Regions from separate parts of the Homo sapiens genome. Here region 1 is linked to region 2. Evidence: chromatin contacts called from ENCODE Hi-C data. All regions are on one chromosome and are shown on one strand. The core of a region is the stretch at or near the end of the contact, and the rest is flanking DNA. Distances in the headings are between cores, read along the strand shown.

Region 1 (5,022 bases), core at 1,948-4,447, 5.7 Mb after region 2:
CCTTATGATTTTCCTACTAATTCTGGGAGGGATGGTTCAGAAATCTTAAGAAACTTACATGAGGTCACTTATACAGATAGTAACTGGACAGCTGGAGCCTAACTAAGGTCTTTGGACTTCAAAATCCAGTATTTTCCCCATTGCACCTATAAAATGACCTATTTAAGACCTATAAAATGTCTTATAAGCTATTATGACACATATCATCTATCTAAAAATATTTTCCAAATAGCCAAATATATGTTATAAGCTAAGTGACTGACCAGGTGCAGTGGCTCAATCCCAGCATTTTGGGAGGCTGAGGTGGGTGGATAGCTTGAGCCCAAAAGTTCTACATCAGCCTGGGCAACATGGCAAAACCCCATCTCTACAAAAAATACAAAAATGAGCCGGCATGGTGGTGTGCACCTGTAGTCCCAGCTACTCAGGAGGCTGAGGCAGGAGGATCACTTGAGCCCAGGAGCTTGAGGCTGCAGTGAGCCATGATCACGCCACTGCTCTCTTGCCTGGGTGACAGAAAGAGACCCTGTCTCAAAGAAAAAACGTATAAGCTAAGTCATAAAACCTAGCATCACAAACATGGGTGCCAACATTAGGTATTTCTTGGTGGGATGCAGTAAGACAGCATCACCTATGTGGTATTCTGGCCAAAGTTTGATATGGCTCTAATCATGAGGGAATAATTAGGAAAATCTACAACATGGAACAATTTGTAAGACAACCTGGCTGGTCTTTTCAAAAGTGTCAGTCATAAAGAAAAGGGGTTGAGAGGGCTGATTTAGAGTGAGAAAATAAGGCCAGGCATGATGGTTCACGCCTGTAATCCCAGCACTTTGGGAGGCTGAGGTGGGCAGATCACGTGCGGTCAGGAGTTCCAGACCAGCCTGGCCAACATGGTGAAACCCCATCTTTACTAAAAACACAAAAATTATCTGGGCAGAGTGGCGGGTGCCTATAATCCCAGCTATTTGGGAGGCTGAGGCAGAAGAATCACTTGAACCCAGGAGGCAGAGGTTGCAGTGAGCTGAGAAAATAAGCCTGGGCAATAAGGCGAGACCTAGTTTCTACAAAAAAGTAAAAAATTAGCCAGCGTGGTGGCAAGTGCTTGTAGTCCTAGCTACTCAGGAGGCTGAGACAGGAGGATTGCCTGAGCTCAGGAGTTGAAGGCTTCAGGGAGCTATGATCATGACAGAGCAAGGCCCTGTCTCTGGAAAAAAAAAAAAAAAGAGGGAAAGGAACTAAAGAGTAATGACAAAGAGCTGTAAGATCCAAATTAAGTTGTCATTTTAATAATTCAGAGTGCCTACACTCAGATCTTAGGTCACTGTTTCTTTCACATAAGTTTCACCTAGAAGGTAAGAGTTAAACTATCTCCAAGGTCTCTGGCGACTCTGACATTGTAGTTCTTTCAGTACACTCATAATATACAATAAATTGTGAACAAACAAGTACCACCTATGAGCCCAATTACGAAGAGAAAATGTAACTAAAATAAAAAATAATGGCCACGTGCGGTGGCTCACGCTTGTAATACTAGCACTTTGGTAGGCCGAGGCGGGTGAATCAAGTCAGGAGTTCGAGACCAACCTGGCCAACATGGTGAAACCCCGTCTCTAATAAAAATACAAAAAAAATTAGCTGGGCGTGGTGGCGGGCGCCTGTAATCCAGCTACTCAGGAGGCCTGAGGCAGAAGAATCGCTTGAACCTGGGAGGCGGAGGTTGCAGTGAGCCAAGATCGCGCCACTGCACTCCAGCCTGTGCCACAGAGTGAGACTTTGTCTCAAAAAACAACACAAAACTCATTAGAGAAACTCAGCAAGTTACAAAAAAATAATAATTAAAAGGGTCTTTAACGCTGAGCCCTTAAAGTCTTTTTTTTTCTTTTTTTTTTAAGACAGTCTTGATCTGTCACTCAGGCTGGAGCACAATGGCGCGATCTCAGCTCACTGCAACCTCCACCTGCCGGGTTCAAGCAATTCTCTTGCCTCAGCCTCCTGAGTAGCTGGGACTACAGGCGCGCGCCACCATGCCCAGTTAATTTTTTGTATTTTCAGTAGAGGCGGGGTTTCACCTTGCTGGCCAGGCTGGTCTCGAACTCCTGATCTCGTGATCCGCCCGCCTTGGCCTCCCAAAGTGCTGGGATTACAGGCGTGAGCCACCGCGCTCAGACTTTAAAGTCCATTTTAAGTCTAGACTTCTATGAAGGTAGACTGCCGAGATGTAAAAGAAATAAAATTAGTTATTTAGCTTTTAGATCGGATTACATTTTCTGCTTTGATTATTCTAAAGCCTCCAGTAAGGCGTAAAGGGAAAGCTCTAAGTAGCGCATCCTGGGAAATGAGCAGATCAGGGAAGGGGTGTTAGACCTGGTATTATGTCTAAAGACGATTTTCATTTAAAGGAGGATCTTCCCCCGGGCAGCTCAAGGTCACATCGTAAATACCTTATAGTCTAATTCAGTGTCCCAAAACAGGACCCCGACTCCCCAGATCCGGGTTGGGGGTGGCTCAGGGCCTAAAGTTCCTACCCTCGCCCAGGTGACACCATCTCCAGGAAGGTCTGCACCCGACCCGGCGAAGCGCTGTCCCGCTTCGCACCCCCCACTGCTCCAGGTACGTGCGGCGGCCTCCTCGGGAGACCCCGCCACTTTCCTGGAGCGTAGCCTGCCACCCCCCGTCCGGGAACCCCGGATTCTCACGGCAGAGAACAGACACCATACTTAAGCACAGGCTCTCGCATCCGACATCAGTACAAGGCTGGGGGTTGTTGGGGGACGGTTGAGCCTTGGGAGGGAGGGTCAGGGTCTGGACAGGAGCCGCGGCCGCCAGATGGGAAAGAACACGTGGGAGCAGTAATGTCAAGTGACACTTAAACCCTTAGACGCCGATTCGTTATAACGCGAGGAAATCTAGAAGAAAAAGCAGGTACCATCAGCGAATTCTAAAATCTCCTAAGGATTAACTTCGGTTATTTTCTGCTTAGACAACGCTTTCTATTCCCGACTTCCTCTCCAATAATGACCCGAATCTGTCGAAACTTCTTGGAAGCCTAATTTACCTAATCCCACGTCCCTAACGGTCTTCGGAAGCGAAGCAGTGTCAACAGTCCCTGGTAAACACAAGTAGTATTACAAGTCGGGAGCTCTTCAAGTCTTGGATGAGACTGTAGAGCGGTCTTGTGCGGCAATGTGCTACCTTAAAATAAATAAATAAATAAACCCCTGTTATGTCCGGAGTTTGTTTCCACCCGGAGAGGAATGGAAGAGCACCAGAGAGCGCTTAGCTTTCTGGTTGGATGTTTTGGGTGAGTTTCTTGGCGCGCATGCGTGTTGTGTCTCAAGGGCGGGTTTGAAGGGAAGTGGGTGTTGACCTGCGGGCAACTGACGCTGTTGTCAGATTACACCCACGACGGTGCGGGTCTCGGGCGTTCTGGAGATACGTAGGGGTGAATTTATGTTTCCGACGATTGCATCTGGAGGGGTGTGTAAGACTCTGTGGCTGAAGAAAGCTATTACGCTTCTTATGTGGGTCATTATTTTAAAAATAGCATTTCGCTTTTATTTGCTTGACTGCCTCTTCTCAACAAATTTTAAGCCCGCCACTACATGTGTTTGGTTTTGCCCTACCAGCTCTGGGGTTGGGGAGTGCACTGTTATGGTTATTGTTGCTCCTGTGGCCATTCTCTTGTCATCCCCACTTTCACATTTTGGCGTGGTGTATTAATAGACTGAGTGGGATTAATGGGTAAATATGACTTTATAGTCAGCTCTAATCCTGGATTCAATATCAGAATTTAGATTTTCAGCTTTGTGGATGTTCGACATTTTAAAAACAGTTATTGCAAAGAGGTGAAAATTTTGTTCTGAAGTCTTAAGGAAACAGAGAAAGTTTTTCCGTCCTTAAGTGTGGGACTTGTTTTGTGACCAACAATATGAAAGGCTCTGAGGTCAGCTTGGAGAAGAAAAAAAAGATTAAGATGCCAGTGAAGAGACTTCGTGAGGTAGTTTCTCAAAATCATGGAGATCATTTGGTTTTGCTGAAAGATGAGTTGCCCTGTGTTCCTCCGGCATTGTCTGCAAATAAACGTCTTCCTGTTGGAACGGGGACTAGTTTGAATGGAACATCACGTGGTATGTGATTCCATGTAGTTTTTCAACCAGTTTTAGTTTAGTAAATCTTTAGTCCTTATTTGTTTAAATTCCCAAACGTAAGATATAAGTCTAGTTTGTACAGATGTTTGAAAACTGACCCTGTTTCCCGGGAAAATGGCCAGGAAGCCTATAAAATGTTTGAATAGATGGAATGAATGAAACTTTAACGTCCCCTGTTGTGCTTTTTTTTTTTTTTTTTGCATTGACTTTTGCATATTTTTTTTTTTATATTTATGGTGGATACACTTAACTTGTATAATGTGCTTTATTTTCCCCCACGTAGTGTTTTTTATAGTTTTCCCCCAAAGTAGTGCTTTTTACCTAATTCACTACTTTCTTTTCATAGTGGGAAAAGCAGGACTTCTGCCAATTGATGGCTTCTATATTCCAATTCACTTAATCTGTCTAGAGCTCAGTGAAAATAAGGATAACATATGCTTTACCCACTTCGCTGCTAATTGTGAGGATTAAATTAATGAATATGTGAGCAAAAACAGCAAAACGCTTTTGTAATGCTGTTCTTTGGGGGATACAGCGGTGACACTCAAATAGTACTGCTGTTAAATTAGACCTTTACATCGTATACATATTTCTACCCATAGTTTGTCCACATCCAATAGTGTATGGTTATATTTTAAAATGTTTCGTGCTTAATCTCACTTTATTGTCAGTACCGAACCTTATTTTCCCAAATATCAACTGTAAAAACTTTCATTCAGATATGTTTAAATACATTTTCTTAACTTTTTTTGCATGCAAATTGTCTTTCCAACTTCTGCGTTATATGGAGTTTATAGATCTTGAATCATGCATATACAGTTTCTAAAGCTAAGGATCTGATTTTAAAATCACTAAAATCTATTCCTTTGTT
Region 2 (5,070 bases), core at 829-3,328:
TAATACTTAATAAACTCCCTTTATATATATATTCCATTGGTTCTATCCCTCTAGAGAACCCGGACTAATACAGACCGGGTCTCCAAGCTGGTCTCGAACTCCTGGGCTCACTCCATCCTGCCACCTCAGTGTCCCAAGTAGCTGAGACCACAGGCGCACACCATCACACCCAGCTTTTTTCTTTTTTTAATTTTTTTTGTAGAGACGGGGGTTTCACTATGTTGCCCGTGCTGGTCTTGAACTCCTGGACTCAAGAGATCCTCCCACCTCAGCCTCCCAAAGTGCTGGGATTACAGGCTGGAGCCACCACACCCAGCCCAATTTACTATTTTTCAAGGTTGAGTCTGAAAAGAAACACAGATAGCCACTCTCGTTCTAAAAGAAAAAGAAAGGGGTTTAACAGAATTTTATGTTAGGGAAGTATTTGAATATGAGGGTATTGTGAAAGAGGAAAAGTTTAATCACTAGTTAGAAGAAAAAGAAAATAAATGCAAAGAATTTAAAGTTCTATTTTAAGCAGAACTCCAAAAAGGTTATTAAGGAAAAAAAAAGTAAAAGTTGAAGAGTTCAACATGTACTTTTATTCCAGTATCCAAATCTCCAGAATGTAGCTGAAAATGTTACATTGGACATCTTCTTTCCGTAAAGAATATTTTATTTTAAAGTCACTTATTTCTATCTTATTTTTTAAATGTTTAATCTCGGTGTTGCGTTATATTTCTAATCAGAAGAAAAATGACCCTTTTCCTTTTAAGTACTTGATTGTGTGTCCTTTGTAATGATTGAAGGTAAAGGACTTTTCAATGTCTCAGTTGTAAAGTAGCAATTTTCTTTCAACTTCCCTTAGTTTCCTAGATAACACTCACCTCAACTCCCAAATCACTCAGCAAAACAACAAAATCCAAGAATGTAAAGTAGTGAAAGAGAAACCTTTCATAATATTTAAATGCATCTTTCCTTTGACATGGTATCATGCCCCTAAACACATAAAATGGTATTTCTGATAATAAATTAATAGCAAAATCCACTTAGGAATAACATGGATGCCTAACCCTTAATTTTGTATAAAACGTAATTTTTATCAACAGAGTCAACCAAAAAGTGGCTTTGACAAGAGTAATCACATTGAAATACTAGATACTGAAGATAATGGAAAACTGTAAGTTTCTCTCAATTTTTTGCTCAAGAAACCACATCTCTTACAGAAGGAAATGATCATAATCCGCTTGTAATTAAACTTGTGCACTGAAGAATAAGGACCTTCCTCCCAATTCGTACCAGCTTAACGGGTGTCACGATAAGAGAATCTCATTACATTCGAGAAAAAGAGCACACAGGACCAGAAACCAGAGGGCAACTGCAGTCCCAAAGACATCAGGTAGTTGGGCTTACACACAGAAAAACCGCAAGCAGCCATTCTTCCGCCTAACATCGAAATCTGAGATCAGCCCACAAACGTCTTAGCCAGAAAGGCTGGCGAAATGCACGCAGCACAGGTACTGGGTACACAAGTTCCTGGTCAAGAGAGAAGTGAGAAAGATCCAGGTTCTGTGAAAATAGCAAATACTGGCAGGGCATTATACACTGTGCACACTCTCCCCGGGCAGATAAGACCAACAAAGATGCATAAACCCACTCAACCGCGTGCACCCAACCCCTCTCCTGGTCCGAGGCACCGGAGGGCGCGGCGACGTCCAGGCTGCCGTGGAGGCCCGGTCCACGCCAAGCCAGACTCAGTCCCGGCCACCGGGCAGCAGCACCGGAGTCTCATTCCCGGTGGGAAGAGATGCAAGGACGCACCCCCAGCCGCTCACCCGCCAGGGCGTGCGGGACAGTGCACGCCGCGGAGGGCGCCGGGACCCTCAGCACCAACGCGCACATCGCTCACCTGGCAGAAGCACCTCTGTGCCGCTGTCTCCGGGGGCTGCTCCTCTCCGTGGCCCGAGCTGAGCAGCCACACGGCGCCCAGGAGGCCAAACAAGAATCCCCAGCCGCGGCCCATTGCAGCTCCGGCAGCTTGTCGCCCCACGCTTGGGAGGCCAGTCCGCACGCTCGGTCGCGGGCCGTGCGCCCTCAGATGAAGCCCGTGCGGGCCGGCCCCAGCGGCGCCCCACCTCCGGGCCGCCTCCCAGGCCCGCCTCGGCCCTCCTGCCTCTCAGCGATCGCCACCTCGCGACCCAGCCTGTGGACGTGCCGCGGCGCCCGCGCCGGCAGCCCGGGGCCTCGGACCGGTTCCTTCCCGCCGCGTGAGGCTGACGCACCGACCAGCTTCCCGGCTCGGCCCCGCCCGGTCCGCTGCGCCCGCGCCCGTCCCCGCCCCCGGCTCCCTGACGCCCCCGGCCTGGAGACGCAACCCGACGCGCACAACCCCAGACCCTGCGCGGGAGTCGGGGGTCCTTCCAGTTCCCAGAGCGAGAGCGAAAGCCGGAGGGGCCTGTGTTTTCCTGCGGGGTTGGGGGGCGGGGGGTGCCCGCCCCGCGCCGCCCCGCCCAGCCCCAGCCCGCTCACTCCCGGCCAATCCTTCCGTATCTCAATGCGAGACAATCAAATCGTACGAATTACGTGTCCACCGTGTTCCCGGCGGAGTCTTAAAGCTGAAAGGGATATTAGAGAGCATCTAGACCAGGGCAGCATATGTCATTTATATTTTTAGTAGCCACAGCAAAAGAGTAAAAATAACAGGTACATTTTATTTTTAAAATATTTTTATTTAACCCCGAATGTGCAAAATATTATTTCAAAATATAACCAACATTAAATTTATTCATAAGATATTTGACTTTTTTTGTCTTTGAAATCCAGTGTGTATTCGATGCGAACTAGACCCATTTCATAGTCAAATGTGGCTGGCTAGTGCCCACTGTATTAGACAGCGAGGGTGGAAGCCACCCGCTCATATCATAGGAAGAAACAGGCCTAGAGAAGTGAGGTAAGGTGAGCAAGGATTGGAGGTCCTCTGATACCCAGTCCTGGTCTTTTAACATTCAGAGTTGGGACTAGTCTATCCGCTTTTTTTTTTTCCAGACAGGGTCTCCCTGGGTCACCCAGGCTGGCCTGCAATGATGCGATCGCAGCTCACTGCAACCTCGAACTCCTGGGCTCAAGCGATCCTCCCACCTAAGCCTCCTGAGTAGCATGAACTACAGGCGTGCGCCACCACGCCTGGCTAATTTTATTTTTAGTAGAAACGAGGTTTCACCATGTTGCCCAGGCTGGTCTCAAACTCCTCAAGAGCGATTCTCCCGCCTCAGCCTCCCAAAGTGCTGGGATTACTTTTTTTTTTTTTTTCGAGGCGGAGTCTCGCTCTGTCGCCCAGGCTGGAGTGCAGTGGCGTCATCTTGGCTTACTGCAATCTCTGCCTCCCAGGTTCAAGAGATTCTCCTGCCTGAGCTTCCCCAGTAGCTGGGATTACAGGCGTAAGCCACCACACACTCGGCTAATTTTTGTATTTTCAGTAGAGAAGGGGTTTTGCCATGTTGGCCAGGCTGGTCTCTAGCTCTGAGCTCAGGTGACCCACCCATCTCAGCCTCCCAAAGTGCTAGAATTGCAGACATGAGCCACCGCACCTGGCCTTACTTTTTGTTTTTTGTTTGTTTGTTTGTTTGTTGTTTTAAGAAGACTTTTTTTTGAGACACTCTCACTTCCTCACCCAGGCTGGAGTGCAGTGGCGCAATCTCGGGTCACTGCAACCTCCGCTTCCCGGGTTTAAGTGATTCTTACGCCTCAGCTACCCGAGTAGCTGGGATTACAGGCCTGCGCCACCATACCCAGCTAACTTTTGTATTTTTAGTAGACATGTGGTTTCACCATGTTGGCCAGGCTGGTCTCGAACTCCTGACCTTAAGTGATCTGCCTGCCTCTGCCTCCCAAAGTGCTGGGATTACAGGTGTGAGCCACTTCACCAAGCCTAAGAAGGTAGTTTCTAGGTGAAACTGGCAGCTTTCCGACATCTTGCATGCACATTAAAAGTTGAAATAGTTCAAATGACTTAAACTCATGTATTTTACTGCAAACCCTAGAGCTCTGCCTATCACTGCCAAGTAGACATGTAGTAAAAGTCAACAACCCATCTGAGATCCTGATGGACCTGAGAAGCTCTAATTCTAGTATCTACAACATGTCACATGTACATATTAATACAATCTCCCTCCTAACCTGAAAGCTTTTTTTTTTTTTTTTCTTTTTCTTTTTTTTTTTTTTTTTGAGATAGATTCTCACTCTGTCGCCAGGCTGGAGTGCAGTGGCGCAATCTTGGCTCACTGCAAATCCAGCTCCTGGGTTCAAGTGATTCTCCTGCCTCAGCCTCCTGAGCAGCTGGGACTACAGGCGCGTGCCACTACGCCCAGCTAAGTTGTTTGCATTTTTAGTAGAGACAGGGTTTCACCATGTTAGCCAGGATGGTCTCAACCTCCTGACCTCGTGATTCGCCTGCCTTGGACTCCCAAAGTGCTGAGATTACAGGCGTGAGCCACCGCACCTGGCCAAAAGCTCTTTTTCATATTCCTATATACAGGCCCCAGTTATCCTTTTTAGGGCCAGACCCAGGTCATGTTCTCCCTGTCTTAAGTCGTCTTCCTGGTTTCCTCCTAACCCAGTTCCAGTCTCTCAATGATTTCAATTCAGTAAACTTACTCTGTGACAAGCTGAGCTTGACATTTGGGATACAAAGATGTATAAGGTCCAGTTCCTACACTTGGAGAGACATCCATGGAACTTAGTATGTACTTTTTAAAAAATATTTAATTGACAAATAATAATTGTGTATATTTATAGGATACAATGGGATGTTTTGATCTATGCATACATTGTAGAAAGATTAAATAAAGCTTATTAACAGATACATTGCCTCACCAACTTTTCATTTTTCATTGATGAGAACATTAAAAAATTATTCTTTTAGCAATTTTGCAATTCTTATTAACTGTGGTCACCATGCAGTGCATTAGATCACTAAAACTTATTCCTGCAGTCTAACTGAAACTTTGCACTTTGACCAACATCTCCCCTTTCCCCATCCTCCCTGCCCACCGGCCTCTGGTGACTACCTTTCTACTGTTTCTATGAGATAAA

The links. A loop is a pair of places that touch in the nucleus more often than their neighbours do. Pooled maps may share reads with other maps.
Region 1: a loop to region 2 is called in a pooled map, with 6 times the contacts of the local background. The contact joins the promoter of TIMM9 here to the promoter of ERO1A in region 2. A Hi-C loop is called at or near these places in 9 of 50 pooled maps.

The regions. Positions count from the first base shown.
Region 1 is chr14:58,424,334-58,429,355 of GRCh38, forward strand. TIMM9 (translocase of inner mitochondrial membrane 9) reads right to left here and starts at 3,198. Exons shown (of 6, transcript NM_012460.4): 1 at 3,059-3,198; 2 at 2,721-2,909. It overlaps KIAA0586, which reads left to right and starts at 3,386. Exons shown (of 31, transcript NM_001329943.3): 1 at 3,386-4,130. The coding sequence starts at 3,932. RefSeq lists enhancers at 1,390-2,333, 3,348-3,397, 3,468-3,657.
Region 2 is chr14:52,693,480-52,698,549 of GRCh38, forward strand. It overlaps ERO1A (endoplasmic reticulum oxidoreductase 1 alpha), which reads right to left and starts at 2,079. Exons shown (of 16, transcript NM_014584.3): 1 at 1,889-2,079. The coding sequence starts at 2,002. RefSeq lists enhancers at 1,604-2,105, 1,711-1,760 and a silencer at 2,011-2,550.